Linked DNA regions of Homo sapiens: regions 1, 3 and 4 are each linked to region 2. The links are chromatin contacts, found by Hi-C or POLR2A ChIA-PET in ENCODE. All regions are on one chromosome and are shown on one strand. The core of a region is the stretch at or near the end of the contact, and the rest is flanking DNA. Distances in the headings are between cores, read along the strand shown.

The links. A loop is a pair of places that touch in the nucleus more often than their neighbours do. ChIA-PET counts read pairs that join two places held with the same protein, here RNA polymerase II (POLR2A). Pooled maps may share reads with other maps.
Region 1: a map of CD8-positive, alpha-beta T cell shows a loop between it and region 2 (8-fold over the local background). The contact joins the promoter of AFG2A here to the promoter of METTL14 in region 2. A Hi-C loop is called at or near these places in 2 of 168 maps with a recorded cell type or tissue (CD4-positive, alpha-beta T cell and CD8-positive, alpha-beta T cell) and 7 of 50 pooled maps.
Region 3: a pooled map shows a loop between it and region 2 (7-fold over the local background). The contact joins the promoter of EXOSC9 here to the promoter of METTL14 in region 2. A Hi-C loop is called at or near these places in 7 of 50 pooled maps. POLR2A ChIA-PET finds 5 or more read pairs at or near these places in 2 of 52 experiments (H1 and common myeloid progenitor, CD34-positive).
Region 4: a map of B cell shows a loop between it and region 2 (8-fold over the local background). The contact joins the promoter of BBS12 here to the promoter of METTL14 in region 2. A Hi-C loop is called at or near these places in 1 of 168 maps with a recorded cell type or tissue (B cell) and 6 of 50 pooled maps. POLR2A ChIA-PET finds 5 or more read pairs at or near these places in 1 of 52 experiments (CD4-positive, alpha-beta T cell).

Annotation. Positions count from the first base shown.
Region 1 is chr4:122,920,496-122,925,177 of GRCh38, reverse strand. AFG2A (AAA ATPase AFG2A) reads right to left here and starts at 2,100. Exons shown (of 16, transcript NM_145207.3): 1 at 1,873-2,100. The coding sequence starts at 2,035. It overlaps NUDT6 (nudix hydrolase 6), which reads left to right and starts at 2,581. Exons shown (of 5, transcript NM_007083.5): 1 at 2,581-2,843. The coding sequence starts at 2,606. RefSeq lists enhancers at 1,739-2,108, 1,901-2,437.
Region 2 is chr4:118,682,033-118,686,876 of GRCh38, reverse strand. METTL14 (methyltransferase 14, N6-adenosine-methyltransferase non-catalytic subunit) reads right to left here and starts at 1,485. Exons shown (of 11, transcript NM_020961.4): 1 at 1,277-1,485. The coding sequence starts at 1,342. It overlaps METTL14-DT (METTL14 divergent transcript), which reads left to right and starts at 1,536. Exons shown (of 7, transcript NR_125930.1): 1 at 1,536-1,572; 2 at 2,410-2,469. RefSeq lists enhancers at 947-1,086, 1,267-1,526.
Region 3 is chr4:121,799,586-121,804,161 of GRCh38, reverse strand. It overlaps EXOSC9 (exosome component 9), which reads right to left and starts at 2,839. Exons shown (of 12, transcript NM_005033.3): 1 at 2,672-2,839; 2 at 2,241-2,335; 3 at 1,369-1,488; 4 at 1,145-1,247. The coding sequence starts at 2,737. RefSeq lists enhancers at 2,769-3,038, 2,847-3,650.
Region 4 is chr4:122,730,346-122,735,097 of GRCh38, reverse strand. BBS12 (Bardet-Biedl syndrome 12) reads right to left here and starts at 2,394. Exons shown (of 2, transcript NM_152618.3): 1 at 2,214-2,394. It also overlaps the pseudogene CETN4P. RefSeq lists an enhancer at 1,935-2,144 and a silencer at 2,505-2,724.

The sequences.
Region 1 (4,682 bases), core at 851-3,350, 4.2 Mb before region 2:
ATTTAGTGGTGGACTAGGTATGTGAGATATGGGGGGGAGAGTCATGGATGACTCTTAGGTTTCTGAATTTTGCAGCGGGAAAAACTGAACAGAGTTGAAGTTTATTTTGTTGGAGGAAATAACGGGCTCATGAAGTTAGTCCTGAAGTATCTTTGGGACACTCATGAGAAGAGTTATTGTACAGTGCTATTCAAAATATGACCCACAACGATTTGTTACTGCTTCATGACAAGTACAAAACAGGAGAATAAGTATATAGAAGCTTTTATTGAAATTTACAGAGTAATTTCACATCTGTTTAATAAAAATTTTTCCTTATTTTTCTAGAAAATCATTTTTACTGTATTTTAGAAAAGTGCTGATCTGTGACCTATTATAAATTTTAAAGTCTTCACCACAGAGAGCTTGAGAAGCATTTGGCTAAAAGGCAACCACATCAAGGCGCAAAAACAAAAGATTTACAAATATAAATCTGACACTGAAGAGACTATAGATGGGAAACTCTGGGCACTGGATGAACTTGCCAAGGAGACAGGATTTATTGAGAGGAAAAAAAAGGTTTTGGACTAAGAATTGACGAACTTCAACATTTAATGGTCAAGGGAAGAGGACGAGCCTGCAAAGAAAAATGATGAAACATCAACAAAGATGAAGAAAACCAGGCAAGTTTGACAACACATAAGAAGTTAAGTGTTTCGAGAAGGAGGGAATGGTCAACAATACCAAAAGTTGCTGTGGTCACGTAAGGTTTATCAACACGGAGATGCTCGGAGACCACACCAGGAACAGTTTCCATGGAATGATGGGGTGGAAGTCAAAGAGGAATAGGCTAGGGAGAGTATGTAAGTGGTGAGGCGGCAGAGACCACTCCATTTAAGAAGCTTGGCAATGGATAGAGAGACGGTTGCAGGAAGAAAATGTGGAGCTTTTGTTCTGATTTAAGATGGAAGAGAAATGAGCATGTTTACATGTCAATGGGAAGGATCTAGTTCAAAAACAAGTTGAACCTTCAGGACAGAACAAGTTGTCCTCTGATACCTAAGGCAGAGTGAAAATACCATGTGAACTCTAAATTGTCTTTAAGGTCTGATTAGACATAAAAGTTTTTGCCACTAGTCTGGTCCATTTTTCAAAGCTATTACACATCAAATATAAATTTTCAATTTTTAATTCAATTTATAAGACTTTTCAGTATAAATACGTTCTCCCAAATCAAAGGAGCTGTCATCTAGGAATGGCTTTTAAGTCAAACACATCTGGACTCAAATATCGGCTCTGCCACTTAGCACCTGTGTAGCCTGAATGGAATCACGTTAACTTTCCTCCCTCTATAAAACTGTCATTACTATACCCATCGGTCACGGCTTCTGTAGAAATTAGATGAGCTATATATACTGCTAACACTAGTGTGCAGTTACTAGCAGTTATTAAATATCATAACCTGCGTAGTACTGGAAGAAAATGCTATCATCACTCCTAAAGGCAGAGTGATCCACATTTTTACTGAATTGGTTATTTAGTTTTTTAGGATAAGTATCCCATGTTCGCTAGTTATGAACAATTTTGCAATTAAATGTGTCGTTAATGTTAAATGAGACAAAGCGTTTCAAGTGCAACTTAAAAATTCAAAATAATTTACAAAAGAGAAACCTTGGACACGGATAAACCATTTCAGCCTAACTTCTCCAGTGCAGGCGCGGCTACGTTTGCATGCTTCTTACATACAGAAGTCTTACACGCTTCTGTGCCGCTCTCAGACCCATGCCACGCCCAACTTTCAAAAGTCTCTGCACCCCAAGTCAGTATCACTGAGTCTCCCGCCCCTCAGGTTGCGCCCCCTCGGCCTCTAGTCTCCCACCCGGAATTCTTTACCCTTTTCTAATAAGTTGGTCACCGTCAGAGTCCCGGAGGTTGCCGCGAAGTCTGATCCAGCAGAAGGAGCCCGTGCCTCCGCACAAGAGGAAGCAGCAGAGGGCAAGGACGAACCATTTTCCGCGCTTTGGTTCAACCGCTTTCTATTCTTCTTGGAAGACATGGTCACAAGGTACCCTAGCCGAAGCAGTAGAAAAGCCGACTCAATGTGCGCGCTTCAACTGAGAGAAAAACTTCCGGGGCAGAAGTCAGCGAGGGTCCGCCCCTGCGCCGTAATCCCCTGAGTGGAGCGCAGCAGTGCACAGCGTGGTGGGAGGGACTGAGCGTTTTCAAAACCAGCAGTCTTTGAAACAGCTGTAACGGCATCTGTGAAAGAAGATAGGTTCCAGGAACGGAACTGCCACTTAGATTGTAAATTCCTGAAAAACAGGACGTTTTTGCATCTCCTCCCGGCTTCCCCATCCCTAAACCAACGTCTGTTGAATTAAACTACCAAACAAAATAAGTGAGTGGCGGTGGGGGAGGAGGTTTTCCCCGCTTAACTGGAGCGGGGCAAATTGCTGAGAAGGGCTGGTGGACCACTTCGCGGTCTCCTTGGCATAGCTCTGCAGAGTGGTAACCCCAGCTCAACTCTGAGGGTATTGATGGCACTCTTCTAAAATGTACGGCCGCGATCTCCGCTCTGGAGCGCGGAGGGGTCATTTGGGCAACGGACGAATTAAGCGGCGTGGAGATGCGGCAGCCACTGAGCTGGGGCCGCTGGCGCGCGATGCTTGCCCGAACCTACGGCCCCGGGCCTTCGGCGGGTTACCGCTGGGCCTCGGGCGCACAGGGTTACGTGCGGAATCCGCCAGTTGGAGCGTGCGATCTGCAGGGCGAGCTGGACAGATTCGGGGGCATCTCGGTGCGCCTGGCGCGGCTCGATGCGCTGGACCGCCTGGACGCTGCCGCCTTCCAGAAGGGCTTGCAGGGCAAGTGCGCCTGGGACGAAGGGCTCCCGGGGCTCCAGAGCTTTTCTAATGAAATAACCGCGGCCCCCACTCCCTAGTCGCTCTGTGCACCACTGTCGAGCCCAGAGGGAAAGGGAGAAGGCACGCGTGACCTGGACCTGTTTTCTGGAGCATTCGTGCTTAGACCTTTTGCTGGGAGGTCTCTAAGGCGGTTGGGTGAAATGGTGAAGATCCCGGACTTTGGGATCTGCAACCCTGGTTGCTGGTCCACTTTCTACTGTGCGACATTCGGAAATTGCCGTAAACCACCATTTCCTCTTCCACAGACCCCGGTGATAAGAACTCCTGGAATTACTGAGAGTTAATTTGGATAATGCACATAAAGTGCACAGCACAGTGCCTGCCACGTATTTAAAGCTCAGTAGATGTTTGTTAATATTATATTATTACATTATTAGTATCCTTTACCGAGCCTTGGTTCTGTCGGACACTTTTCCCAAGGAAAAAAACTCTTACATTCTAATACGGGTGGTGGACTGAGTGGACCAAAGAGGCTTTTCTTTTTTATTTTTAATTTTTGTGGGTCCATAGTAGGTGTGTATGTTTATGGGGTATATGAGCTATTTTGATAGAGGTATAAATGTGTAATAATTACATCAGGGTAAATGAGATACTCATCACCACAAGCATTCAACCATAATCCAGTTACTCTTAGTTATTTTTAAATGTACAGTTTGTTTTTTTTTTTTTTTTTTTTTTTGAGAGAGGGTATCATTCTGTCTCCCAGGCTAGAGTGCAGTGGTAGGATCAGGGTTCACTGCAGCCTCCAACCCCTGAGCTCAAGCAATCCTCCCACCTCAGCCTCCTGGGTAGCTAGGACTACAGGCGCGCATCTGGCTTTTTTCTATTTTTTCTAGAAACGGTGTCTCACTGTGTTGCCCAGGCTGGTCTCAGTCTCCCGGGCTCAACTGATTCTCCCGCCTTGGCCCCTCAAAGTGCTGGGATTACAGGCAGGAGCCACTGCACCCAGCCTGAATCTTTATTGAATATAGTCACCCTGTTGGGCTATCAAATACTAAACCAGAGAGGTTCAGAGTGTCACATTTGTATACAAATTGGGTCAACAGCTGTCTCAGCGAGAACTGGAGTTTTTTAGAATAACGCTTCTTTTATGATTAACCAGGGACGGTGGTGGGTGGTTTCAGTCTTCAATAAGAAAACTTTTTACTGGCTTTCAACCTTGAGCCCAATGATAAGAAAGCTTGGATGGAGGAGCCTTCACTTTGGAAGAAGTCGATTTAGTGGTGCAGCAGTTTTTCAAACGGCCTCTGAGGGTTTTATAATCTAATTGAAGGCATAGCATGCAAATTCAACTATGGAAAAATCTCTCACACTGGAAACTCAAAATAATCTTTATCCTATTGAGCAATATGGCAAGAAGCATATCTGTAAATATAATTGAGCTAGTTATTTCAATGTTTACTCATCCTCATTCCCAGACTTCTTACCTCTTCACATTATTTTCTCTCCTACTTGCTAGTAATTGCTGACAAGCCCGCTTATACTGCAACAGTGTCACTAATAGGAGAATCAATCGTTTTATCTTCCAGTGTGTGGGTAGACACAGGTGTTGTACCCACTGATACTTATCAATGACCAAACAGGTGATCAAAGCACTACCCCAGTCAGCATGACAAAGCAGAAAGCTGTGCGATTTGGAGGTGCACATTCTGGGTTTAAGTACCAGGTTCTGCCATGTGCTTAGCCAGGCATTAGGCAAATTGCCACCAAAAATATTTGCTTCTTAGCTTGCTTTTTGTGAATAACGCCAGCTCTAATTACTGGATAGATGCGTTGATC
Region 2 (4,844 bases), core at 236-2,735:
TAAGTAGAGTGCAACCAATTCATAAAAGACTTTAAAAGGTAGAGCCCCTGGCATCTGCTGAGTGTAAAACACTAAACAAATAATTGTCCTATGAATGTATATTGAGTCAAATAGAAGTTTGAATTCAATATTAAGGAGTAAAACGTCTTCTGTGGTAGCAACAAAGAGCTACTTAACATTTTTGAAGATAATACGATAAAAGAAGTTGGCGAAAAGAAGACTTAGAAAGGATACTTGATTTGCCCAAGATCGTAATGCCAGCGGGATAAGGAACAAAGGAACAAATCTGACTCCAAGTTTCCACGGTTTTAGCCATATTCCACAAATCTGTTCATCAGACCATAAAGAGGATAGGTTTCAGAAGTCCATTTACTAAAACCAAGTTTCATTACTGAAAAATAACTGCAAGATGACTAATTACACTCTATGAGCATTGCTCCTATCACTTTTACTGATCTGAATAGTAGAATGGAAAATACAGCCTCGATTTTAAGTAGAACTGTGCACAATCTGTATTTTCTGCATGTGCACTCTACTAATCAGCAAATGTTAACTTACTCATACACAAGAAAGAAGTGAAGGACAATGGTTTAGAAGACAAGCTTTGGGGAGACAAACCTAGGTTCTATTTCCCAGCAGAGAAGTGAGCGACCAGGAGTAAAATTCCTTAACGTATGGAGCCTTTTTCATTACTTGATAAGTGAAGGTAATAATACCTGTTTCAGGAGATTATTGTGACTAACACAGAGTAAGATTTCAAATATTAACTGTGGATGTGACAAGGATACTCTATATAAGATGCAGAATCTAAAATTTACACTCAGGCTACTTCCAGTGTTGTCTTCAGAAAGATGTCAAAGAAAATACTGTAAACGTATTTCATAATGAAACCACAATCTCAAGAATTTGGGGCTGACGACGAAGAAAAGAAAGAAATAGATGACCATTTAATAGTGAAGAGAAATGTAGGGGATAACATGACACTCATCCTGGCGTGAACATGCCAGACACTCGGTGGGAGTTCCACAAAGCTTAAAGGCTAATCCTGGCATTCGGTTTAGCACCACAAAGACCGCGGAAGGAACTGGAAAAACATTCGGGACACCGCGAAAATTGAGAACTACAAAGGCAGAACCAGGGATCAAGATCGCAGGACCAGAAAGGCCTTAACAGCGGCAGGTAGAGAAGGGACAGAAAAAGGCGGGGTGTGGAGGGAGGAGGCGGCCGCGCACTCGCATTCTCGATCCCTCCCACAGGGGACACCAGGGCCGCGGACCTGCTGCGCGAGGAGCTGTCGCCGTAACTTCTGCCGCTCCCGGATCTCCTGCAAGCGGCTATCCATGTTCCAACTCCGGCTTTTCACTATCCCGAGTACTTGTCAATCTCCAGTGAACTCTTATCCAACCTTTCTTCCGAGTCTGTGGAACAAAATTCACCGGGAGCTTACGAACAGAGTATCCTCATAGCTTTCCTCAGTAGAGACTTCCGGCGCGGCCGGAATTGGCTCGCTTGGCCCGGAAGTCCCGCCTCCTTCTGGACGCTTGCTATGTGACGCCACTTGGAAGGGACCCAGTAAGGGATCTGTTGCGCCACAGGGGTCTCCAGGGCCCTCGCAGGTTGGGGTGGTCTGAGCTAGTCTGAAGGAGGACAGTCAGCTGACTTCTCCTTTATCTCTCTTTCCCAGGATAGCAGGTTCCCTTGGTGTATTACAGTTTCTGAAGTGTTGATTCCCTTTTCAATTGATTCCACAGATGACAGTCCTGACGTTTAAAAAATTGCCAGATAACCTTTAATTTTTTTTTTTTTAACAGAACACAAACTTAAGCCAGATTGCCTAGGATTGAACCTTGGCCTCTCACTTCCTAGACGAGTGGCCTTGGCTAGTTAACCACCTTCGTGAGCCTCAGTTTTGTCATCTGTAAAATGGGAGTCATAAGTGTCTACCTCACAGAGCTGTGATTGAAAGGATAAATAGCACCTTGCACATAGCGGTGTAGAAGTGCTTGTTATTGTTAATATTTTATTTACCTTCACGCAGGTAACAGCCACAACATCTGCCCACTCTTCCCCACACCTTACTGTCCCTTGAAATGTTTCCCATTTTACTATAGTATGCATTTTTTGGCTTCTTCCCTTTAGGGAAATGAGTATGTGATAGTAAAGCGTGTCTTGGTTTATGTCCTAGGAGTCAGAAGCTAAGAGACTCCTTTTTGTGCTTGTACATTTGTCTTAACTGAAAATAACCCAAGGATAAGGAAACAAATAGCTTCCTGAAATTACTCGGATTGCGGGGGTGAGGGGTGAGGGCTGGGGGGTGGTGATTCTGTCTTCATAGGATGGCAGCAAAGGCCAAAGTCTTATTTGAGTTATTACCATTATTATTCACCACACTTGCCATCTTATTTCAAGCCTACAGTGGCGGAAGTGGAGTAAGACATCATGTTGCCTCAAGTTTAATTGGAAATCGCGGTAAGTACTTAACAAAATTAGTAATAAGTCTGTTCTTTCAGAGTAGATTTAATTTTCAGAAATAATATTAAGTCATCCAGATCAAAACCAGTTGAGTCAGGCTGGGCCAAAAGTGGGCAAGACTAGATTCTACTTAGTCATGCCCACTTTTATAGAAATAATTATAATGTATTTCCGAAGAACTAGGTCTGAAAGACAATTTTGAACAAGTAGTCCTAAACAATTCCTTGAGTAATGTCAGCACTACTTGGATACTGTAAAATATTTATGTCCATATGAGTTAAAGTGTATTTCTTTAAAAATCAGTTGTATTATCTGGCAATCATTTAAGTTGAATACTGATTTAAATTTTACCAATGGTGAGAATAGGCAATTATTCACTTAAATATCTGTTGATATTGATTGAGCATTTTATATGGCAAGCACTGTGATAGGCCCTAGAGTCTATAAAGTCTGTCAAAGATTAAAAACTAAAGTCGGTTTTTCTTTATGAGTTTACTGTCTAATGGAGGATTTTTCTTTTTCCTGATAAGTTGCTATGCAGGTTACTTGCTTGTAATCTTTGAACCCCATACTCACCTACCCTCTGCTTCGAGATGATGGCTAGGCAGGGAGTCCACAAACTACATTTCCCAGCCTTCCTTGTTAGATGGCTTCCTGTAAGACTCTGCCCACAGGAGGCACAGGCAGGAAATCAAAAGGTGGAACATGGGAAAGCTATTGTCCATTTATTTTACTCTCTGCTTCTGGCATCTAGAGCGATGACTATGTCCCTTACAAAGTCTAGAGCCAGTTGGAGCAGCCCCTCCTTTCCTTACCTTAAGAAAGTGACACCCTTAACAGTGAGTGAGTTTGCTCTTGTGCTATGATACTACTACTTCTACCTTCTGTTCCACCAGCTCAAGGACTGGTAGCCATCCTGCAGTTTAAAATTTCTGATTTAATCTTACTTCTCCCTTTTTGCTCTTCTAGCCTTCAATATCTGCTTAACTATTTCTCCATAGTGAATGGCGTCTGTTTAAAATACTTTTAATTATTTGTTTTCCTGCCTGGAACTGTACTGATGCAGATATGTACTTCCATGTAATATTTACAAAACTGTTGGAGTTGGGCAGAGGGTTGTTGCAGTTTGTACAAAGAAGGGGATATAATTTTGAAATCTCTCTCCCAACTAATGAATTTTAAAACACCAGACCACATCAGCATACTTGTAGAGAATTTTACAAGCCCATCAGTAACATCTGTTCATTATGACAACATAAAGGCCACTAGGGGGTGTGTGTGGCAGGAAGAGGGGGAAGAAATTTCGGAAGTCCTCACATAAAATCCATACTTTTTGAAGAAGCAATTTACTTCTAGGCACTTAATTTAAGGAAGTAAAGAGAGATCCACATTATAACTTATGCATCTCTCCCCAAGCTCCTGGAGACTGACTCCTCCAAACCTATACTCTACAACTCATGATGCTCCCCAACTTATGATGGGGCTATGTCCCAATAAATCCATTGTAAGTCAAAAAATCGTTAGGTGGGCCAGGCGCAGTGGCTTACGCCTGTAATCCCAGCACTTTGGGAGGCCAAGGCCAGCGAATCAACAGAGATCAGGAGGTCAGCCTGGCCAACATGGTGAAACCCCATCTCTACTAAAAATAAAAAAATTAGCCAGGCGAGGTGTTGGGCGCCTGTAATCCCAGCTACTTGGGAGGCTGAGGCAGGCGAATCGCTTGAACTGGGGACGCGGACGCTGCAGTGAGCTGAAATGGCGCCATTGCACTCCAGCCTGGGCAGCAGGAGCGAAACTGCATCTCAAAAAAAAAAAAAAAAAAAAAAATCGTAAGTGGAACTTATGTTAGTTAGGGACTGCCTGTGTAGCTAGTTGCCTATTATACATCTTACTAGAATGCCCTCCACAATCTCTTCTATGGTTTACATAGCTAGTAGCTACCGTACTAGTCAGCACATGTCTAGGTTCGAGAGTATAAATACCTAAACCACTTAGCATTTTATACAATACTTTGCTGCCTCACTGATACAGTTCGAATATAAGTCCCCGCCCAATCTTACGTTGAATTGCAATCCCCAGTTTGGAGGTGGAGGCTGGCAGTAGGTTTTTGTCTCCTCCAAAAATTCATTTTGAAACTTAATCCCCAATACAACAATATTGGGAGGTGTGGTGTATGGAAGGTGATTGAGTTATAACCGGCTCTGCCCTCATGAATGGGATTAGGTACTCTTATAAAAAGGGTTTGGCAGAGAGAGTTCCTCTTCTGCCCTTCTACCCTCTACCATGTAGAATAGCATTCCTCCCCTCTGGAGGTTGCAGCATTCAAGATGCCATCTTGAAAGCAGAAACTGGACCTTCACCAGACAACAAAC
Region 3 (4,576 bases), core at 1,590-4,089, 3.1 Mb before region 2:
GGGTGGAGTGGCACGCGCCTATAGTCCTAGCTATTCGGGAGGCTAAGGAGAGAGGATCTCTTGAGCCCAGGAGTTTAAGATTACAGTGAGCTATAATGACACCACTGTACTCCGGCCTGGACGAGAGTGTCACCCTGTCCCTCAGAGAAAATAATGAAAGTTTTCAAAAATTAAAAAAAATTAAACTTTTAGGTTTTGTGATATTTTTAATAACCTTACAAGTAATGCAAATAGGAAGTATTATGCTTAGGTATGGAATATGGGAAGCTAAATGACTTCTCTGGGATGAAAATGCTTGTCAAAATACCCTAATCAAGAATCAAATTCTGGCCAGGCACAGTAGCTCACGCCTGTAATCCCAGCACTTTGGGAGGCCAAGGCAGGTGAATCACTTGAGGTCTGGAGTTCAAGACTAGCCTGCTGGTGAAACCCCATCTCTACTAAAAATACAAAAATTAGCCGGGCGTGGTGGCAGGCGCCGGTAGTTCCAGCTGCTCGGAAAGCTGAGTGGGAGAATCGCTTGAACAGGGGAGGCAGAGGTTGCAGTGAGCTGAGATTGCACCACTGCACTCCAGCCTGGGCAACAGAGTGAGACTCTATCTCAAAAAAATAAAACAAAATAAAATAAAATAAAATTCTAATATCCTAATGCAGCACAATTTATTGGGACTAAGATTTTCAAAGTTATCCCTGCCACTGACATGGTGTGGCCCTGTGTAAATCGATAAACCTATCCAAATGAAGGATTTCATCTGTTCTTGAGTTCTGCATGAAAAAGGAAAACTACCTGCTTCTATGAACTCATGTAGAAAATGAGAGATTATATGAAAAAGCCACAAGTTCTTTGAATAAAATATTTTTACACAAAAATCTAAGTTGCTATTTTCACCCTTTTAAGATAAAGGGTGAAAACCTTTTAGAAACCTTTAAGAAAAAGGGTGTCCTCTGAAGGGACACCCTTTTTGTCCCTTCAGAGAGAGAGAGGTAGCACAAAGTTCTAAGGGTATCACTCAAGAACATCTGAAGTGAAGCAAACCAGTACAATACTGAGTTAACTAAAGTTCTGAGAATAAAAGGATAGATACCGGGATCCATGATCAACAGTATTCATCCTAAGATTAAGAATTATGGGCATATTCCCCACCTTTTCACCAGCAACAACACAGAGAGACTCAGTGTCTATACACTTCGAATTTCTTAGACATCTTTCCATGAGTCGATTCAACTTCACCAAGAGATCTGACTGCCTATAAGGAGAAAATAGGAATGGGCTAATGTCATGAAATATAACACCAGGTATTAAAACAAAAGCTCACTGCTGTTAGGTTCTCCTATGACTAAAGCAACTTAAGAAAAAGATTTAAATACCTGCCAGGTTCGAAAGCTGGAGCGGCCATCTGAGAGAGTTCAAGGTTAAAAAAAAGAATACCTTCTGTTGCCCGATTGAGTTTTGGAGACACAAGTTCACAGGAAACCTGTCCAAGAACTCTGCAAAGATAAAGTTACAAAGTATTAACCAAATAGACTCTCCTTCCAAAACAAAAAACTGAAACAGATAACAAGTTTCAATCTTAATGTGAGTAATATCATACTCAGCCAAATAAATCATAGGAGATAAAAATTATATGTAAAGTATAATATACACAGAAATAAAACATAAATTGGTACAACTAAAAACACGACAGAAAAAACACCTCTCTTCTTATTACAATGTTTACTATTCCACAGATTGTTTTAAAAATCAGTGACCTTTACCTCTAAAGCAAGTATTTATTGATACAAGATGGCATGAAAACCTGAGATTTCTTAAAGGTTTTCACATGGCATAGTTCACCACCATTATGTGACCAAATAGCCTCACAACTTTCAAATGAATATCTGAAAACCTAATTTTCATGTCACTCAGGAAAAAGAAAGCAGGATGTACACTTAATGACAAGATGCTCAAGATCTCTATATTAGTGTGAGAAACAAATTCCATATGATCACTACTAGTTGTCTATACGATTTATAGAAGTCAGAAAAGAACTATGTGATACGTGACAGAAAATACGTTTATGATTAAAAAGTTCAAGTGTGACCACAAAAGCAAAAAATCTCGCATAAAAAAATACTTATTTTTGTCAGCTAAACAAAGAATACTGTCCAGACTTCTTAGCTGCTTTATAAACAACCAAGTCAATAAGGTCTTTTTTCAAACTTCTCCCTTCCGAATGTGTATCTCATTTAAATCCTGTTACCTTGTTTTTCCAAGTTCCACAATGCAGCATCCGTAATCTGTTCCAAATGAGATCCTGATGTTCCTATAATCATAGGTTTGTCTGCCATCCAGCCGCTGTAAGCACAAATTCATTCATTAATTTATTCCTTCAACAAGTATTTCTTAAGCAACTACTTTTTGTCTGGCCCTGGGCTAAGCACTTGGGGGAAAGTGGAATCCTAACCAGCCCGCCCATACAGGAAAGTGGAAACTACAGCATGGACAACTGCTGCGGTGACTGGAGCCTTGAAAAGAACCTGTCGAAAAAAAATAAATAAAGCCTGAGGGATGGGGTGAACGTGCCGGTCGTTCCCCTAGTAGCTCCCCGGGCCCAGGCGGGCCAGGTATCAGTCCACACCTTGAGACCCGAGCGCCCACGCAGCGCGCAATTCTGCGGGCACCAAACCATACCTTCTTCTCTTCGATGGCACGGAGTAGGAAGCGGCGTTCGCAGTTTGAGAGTGGCGTTTCCTTCATGGTGTTGGGTCACCGGCCCCACAGGCACCAGAATCCGCGGGAAAAACGGAACCCGATCTTTCCTTGCGCGCCGCTGCTCGCCCCGAGGCGCAGGAAAATTACGTCATCAAGGCGCGGCGGCGGAAAAATGGGAAATGGCTTGGGCTGCAGCTACTGCGCAGACTCAAAGCGTGATTGGGGAAGGCCAGCGAGCTGCGAGAAGCCATTGCGGCTTTGGGAGGCCGTTTCTGAACGTGAAGTTCCGTTTCTTTTCTCATAAAGTGCAGAGGAGAAAAGGATACTTAAAATAACCATGAGAGTGATAGAAATTATTATCAGTAGACCGCTCGCACACTTCACCCTTTGCTCAGTCCTCTCACGGGGTGGAGACTAGACATGTACTTCTGCAATTTCACAGATGAGTTGACATTGGTCCCTGGAAAGCCGCAGATGCAGGATTTGGAGCAGATTAAATGAACAAACACTGGAATGAGGCGGCATAAGGGTTGGGGGAGAAAGATAAATTGGTGAAATGGGATGTTTTTGTGGCCAAAGGTGAAATCTTGTGGGATCTGAGAAGTTGATGAGAATGGAGAATGTTCGCACGTAGTAACTAACGATGTTACTACTACTGTGGACTGAAAGTAAATGCACCGTTTATTTCTTATCCCCTCTCCAGTTATTTTAAGTCGATAGACTTTTTTTTACGGTCACAGAGAAGCCTTAGCGGGGCCATGCTGCCAACCACTCAGCTTTTTTGGAGAGGCAGTATCAAATAGTAGTTTTAAAAAGTGTTCACTGCCAGGGTTCAAATTTTAAGGCTATCATTAACTACTATAACCCTGGGCAAGTTAACCTGTGTGCTTCACATTACTCACCGGCAAAAAAAAAACAAAAACAAAAACAAAGCAGGGGAAGTGAGAAACCTATTTATTCTGAGGAATAAAAATGAGTTAATATATACATAAAATGTTTAGAACAGTGCCTGGCATGGAATAAGCACTATTTAAGTGTTTGCATATTATTATTTTGTTTCCTTTTGCTTTAGAGGTGGTAGGCACTGTAACTCCTACGCAGTCTTTCTCTGGCTTCTTTGGTAGCTTCTCACAAGTTTTTTCTACCAGTGATACATTTTAGTCTCACTTTGTACCACTTGCAATCCATGTACTCAATAAATACTTGAAGAGGGCCTACTCTGTCCAAGAATAATTTAAGTGCTGGAGAAACAGGGTAGACAAGATCCTTTCAAGGAATTTATATTCTTTTTGGAAAAGGCAAAAAACCCTAAACAAATAGAACAATTTCATACAGTGTTAAGTGCTCTCTGAGAATAGGAATGCTATCTTAATAGGGGTAGTTGCAGGAACAGGTGACTTTGTAGCGGTGACATTAAAGTAAAGTAAATCTTTGGTGTTGAGCAGGAGCACCCTTGATGCCATCTGGAGAGGAAAAGTGTTTCAAGCAGAAAGAGTAACATATGCAAAAACTGAGATGAGATGAGCTCCACATGGTCTGGAGAGAGAAATTGTGAAGAAGGAGGAAAGTGGACAGAAATGATTAATTTTCAAAATCGGCAAGGGGATTACAGGGTACTAACCACTTAAGTTCTTTAGCAACATGAATTCATTTTTATAGTACAGTTTCATACCAGAACTCCTGGTTGATAAGTTCTTCATTTAAATCCTTGAGTTCTTTCAGTGGCCATTTGGTAATTTTTCCCTTCAGCGATGAAATAGACCTTTGTTGAAATAGCCTGTTATTTACTGCAAGGCAGCTTGGTAATGGAAAGAGAATGGACTTTGGCTTCAGATAAAGTTCAGCTCAAATGAACTTGGAGTGAGCTAAATATTCTTTCTGATT
Region 4 (4,752 bases), core at 1,145-3,644, 4.0 Mb before region 2:
AATACCCTGTATTAAAAACATTGTATTATGTTTGTGTCTAGCTCCCCCACTAATCTGTAGATTCCTTAGTTATTCATCTTTTATATTCTATTTTTATTTCTTTCGAACTCACCCAGTAGTTGGCATAGTGCATGACATATAGAAAACATTAAATACATTTGGGAGATTTAAGAGTGCCTATGTGTTTAATGTTTTCCTGGATAATGATGATGATTAATGTTCTAAAGTGCAGTTAGATTCGTTAATAGCTAGTTTTCAAAACTAATTACATCCTATTCAAGATCTGGGAGTTGGAATCTGAGCCTACAATTAAAAAAACATTTTAACTAGCAGTAAATATTCCAAATATAAAAGCCTAAATCATAGTGATATAAAAATAGGTTAATATACTACTCCGCCATTTAATTGTCATTAGATCAAACATGATCCAAGAGATCCTCGAAATTAGGATTGGGTTGAGTATATACTTGGTCACTATTCATTTCTGGGTCTAAGAAATCCTTTTAATATTAGTATTAAAAATGAAGTATATGGCCGGGCGCAGTTGCTCACGCCTGTAATCCCAGCACTTTGAGAGGCCGAGGCGAGCGGATCATGAAGTCAGGAGATGGAGACCATCCTGGCTAATACGGTGAAACTCCGTCTCTACTAAAAATACAAAAAAATTAGCCGGGCGCGGTGGCGGGCGCCTGTACTCCCAGCTATTCGGGAGGCTGAGGCAGAAGAACGGCGAGAACCCGGGAGGTGGAGCTTGCAGTGAGCCGGGATTGAGCCACTGCACTCCAGCCTGGGCGACAGAGCAGGACTCGGTCTCAAAAAAAAAAAAGTGTATGACCTTGAAACTGATCAAGAGCAACTTTCCAAGTGAGATAAATGACGTGAAAAATCATATATTAAAGTGACCACATTTTACTTAACTCAAAAATTATCTTGGATTTGTGCCATTTTAATTTTCACTGGGTAACTTTATATGGAAAAATCACCTGCAATATGAGGATAAACTTACCTATTTTCCAGAAGCCTAATGAGATTTTTATCAATGATTACAATACTTGCGTGTCTGTCTGGGATATAATATGAACAAGACAGGCTGATGGCTTTGGAAAATGTGCCATGTTTCTACTCAATGAAGCATGAAAAGTGATTTGACAGAGTGCTTCAAGAATGCACTTTGCACTTGTTTTCCTCTCCTGCCTTCAGGAAGATAAGTGAGACAAAAAAAAAAAAAAAAAAAAAAAGACTAAAGTTAGTATTCTTCCTGAATCCATTTTTGAAGAATCCAGTATAATTTTTAGAAAATATTTCCTCTAGAGAAGACATTGTAGGAGGCATAAAAGGGGTCCGCATGTGTGAGCAATTAAAGGTTAGAAGTTTTAAGATTCTCTCATTCCTTCATTCCCACCAGGAAGTCAGTGGTCCATCCTACCTCAGTCTTTCTCCCCTGTCCTTTAAGCTGATTCCTGGCCAAATTCAGAACGGGCAGAAGCAGTAAATCTGGCCCTCTGGACAAGAGATTGAGTTGGTTTACAAAAGTTTCACAAGTATCTAAATCTAGGCCGTTACTGAATCAACTGGATAATCAGACTACCTGTGTCTGACTCTGAAGTGCAGATCAAGTTGATATCGTTGACAACTGGCCAAATCTTAGGACTGGGCCAAGGAAATGGCTGGATGTGTGTGTGTGTGTGTGTGTGTGTGTGTGTGTGTGTGTGTGTGTGTGTTGGGGTTGGAGGGCGGGGTCCGATAGTAATTATGGGTGGGGCCAAAGTCCTACCTCGTAAACAAATGCTACACGAAACATGTAAAAACGTTTATCTATGTATGTAGTGAAGCTTTAAATACATCCCAAGACCCATGCTTATCCCAATACCCACGTCCCTCCAACGACACTGTTACCCCATGCCACTGCTATACAGAATTCTGGTGTCTACCATGCCAGAATCCCTGCCCAAAACAGGGAGGAGGTAAATGGCTGAAGGCCCAGCTCCAGGCACTGTAGAAAATGAGGAAAGTCTAGCGGCAAAAAGAAAGGGCAGTCCCCTCTTCCTCTAGTACTCCTAGCCACATGCTGGACCAATTCACCCCAGGACCTCCAGGCCCTAGATTCTCATTCTTTCCCTGGCCCGAAGAGGACAGAAAAATCAAACACACGGGCTCCCACGTCTTCAGGAAAGACTTAGCTTAGCAGTCAGCGGAAGCACCTCACTACTAACCTCGCTCCTTTCTCCTCTCCTACAGGGGGCTGGAGTTCCCGGCTTCCCACCGGCCAGACGCGATTCTGGCTGGGACAGCAACACCAAAAACGCCAGGGCTAGGGAGCCCAGTTCCCCGTCCGCAGTTTGCGCATGTGCGAAGAGGGGCTTCTGGAGGAGCCGGGGGCTTAGTTGCTAAGAGACACAGCTGGAGAGAGAAGTTCCGCTTAACGCCGGGCTGCGAAAGGCGGGGACGTCACGCTATTGGTAGGGAGTAGAGAGAAAGGGCTGGTTTAAAGGCCTTTTTTTCTGTCCATTGGATGAACTGGATGTCAATAACTCAGGCTGGGTGGGCGGGGCTGAGAGAGGTCGGTGAGAGCGGCCTTAGCAACCGCCAGTGAGCTGTGAAGACTTGGGTTGGGCGGGGCTGCGGGAGGTGACGCCGGGAGGTCCCGGCTGAGAGCGCCGGCTGCCGGCTGGGGACCTGGTGAGTGTGAAGCTGTAACCTTCTGCTGGGGCCGGGGCCGAAGTTTTTCCGCCAGAGCAAGGAAGGCTGCCCCTGGCAGCAACTGCACTCCTTCCTTACTCCTGTTGAGATTCATTTTATAGTAGGAAATAGGTACTTTAATATAGTTTATCATCAATTATTCTGGTTCTGCTAACTATTCCAGTTATATAATTTATCTTTCACCCATATGTGTGTGTATTACAGGCATCTAACTACCATACAAGTTCAGACCAATGGAAGAAAAGAGCAGCAAAAATTGAACTGAATGAATCCCAAAAGCAAGAAATTAAAGACGCCTTTAATTTATTTGATATTGATGGGTCTGGAACCATCGATGTAAAAGAAGGTTCTGAAATTATTTCTAATTCTAAATCATTTTAAAAACCATATTATTTGTGGCAATCTTTAAGGCTTTCTTTAAAAGTAGTCTTCTGAAAGCTTAATATAAAGTCTCTTCAGTGCATATGCCTGCCCTGCATTAGCAAAACGATATCTTGTTAAGCATTTTAATTGTGTTTTATAAATGAGTAGGCAAAAGCCCAGGGTGTAACAGTGATGTACATGATGGCACAGTAGGACTGAAACACAGGCCTGCTGACCTAATTTTCTGTTTATGCTCAGTCCATAATAGAAAAGAGAGAAGCTCTTAATAGGGAGTTAAAAAGCTTAGAAAGAAATCATGGCATATTATAATTCCTTTTCTTCCTATTTCAGATTGCAGTGTGGGCCTTAGGATTTGAACCAAAGAAAGAAGAAATTTAAAAAATGGTAGCTGAAGTTGATAAAGAAGGAATTGGCACCATTAGTTTTGAAGATTTTTTTTTGCCATTATGAGTATAAAAATGATATAGTTATGATTTTATTTTTCAAAGAAATACTAGCAATAACCTGCTACATTTTAGGGCTGGAGCAATCAGAAGTTTTATAGAGAAGCAATTAGAACTAGGTTTTTAAGGATGGGAGATAGGAAGAGCAAGATTAAATATGTTTTCAGGGTAGTAATGAGAAGACTATGATGTGGAGAAGAGGTTTTTGTCAGGAAATAATGAGGCTATATTGCAGGATAGAGAGAATGGGGCCAGAATTTGGAAGCCTTTAATTCAGCAACATATATTGAATGCCTATTTTTGCCAGGCACTATTCTAAGGAGCATTGAAAGATACAACCTTCCATTTTGAAGCTTACATTTTTGGTAACGGATCTGAATTATGAGGTTTAATAAGAGATGCATTCTGGACCACCCTGTGCCTTCTCCACCTTAGCAAGCTCTACCTTTAAGCACCTTGAGGGCAGGTGTGAGTACATAATTGTTAAAAGACCAATAAATAAAATCAGAACACAGCTACTTGGCACATTGCTGCTTTAGACCCCAAAGATCTAATTAAGTCCAGCTTGATAAAATAAATAAATGAAAGACTGGATAGTTGCTTCTTTTTTAAAAGAGTAAAAAAGATGAAAAAGAAGAAATATTGAAGACTTTCAAATTATTTGATGATGATGATACTGGAAGTATAATACTAACCGGTATCAAGAGGTTTGCTAAGAAACCAGGGGAAAATTTAACATGATGAACTTCAGGTAGATTTTGCTTATTTTTATAATTATAATTTATATGTAATTATAACTTATGTGATAATTTAGGATTATAATTCTAACTTTAGTTGCACTTATGCATTTAAAATAAAATTTGGTTTTGAATATGTGTTTGACTTCATTTATGTCATTTTAAATGTATTTCATATATTTACATTTTGTTTTACAGGAAATGCTTGATGAAGCTGATCATGATAGAGATGGAGAAATAAACGAGGAAGATGTTTTGAGAGTGATGAAAAAGACTACTCGTTATTAATAGCGTTGTTTTAGTCCTTGTGGAAAATTAACAAATTTGTATTTGTTATGCAGTTTTATAATTTAATATCTGAATGTATTCATTTTCAGTTTTTAGTTTATATGTACACATTGGCTTCTTGATGTCTAATCCATGTAAGAAGTTACACATCTCTACCAATATGATGTTAAATCTACAGCATCAAGAAACAAAACATAATG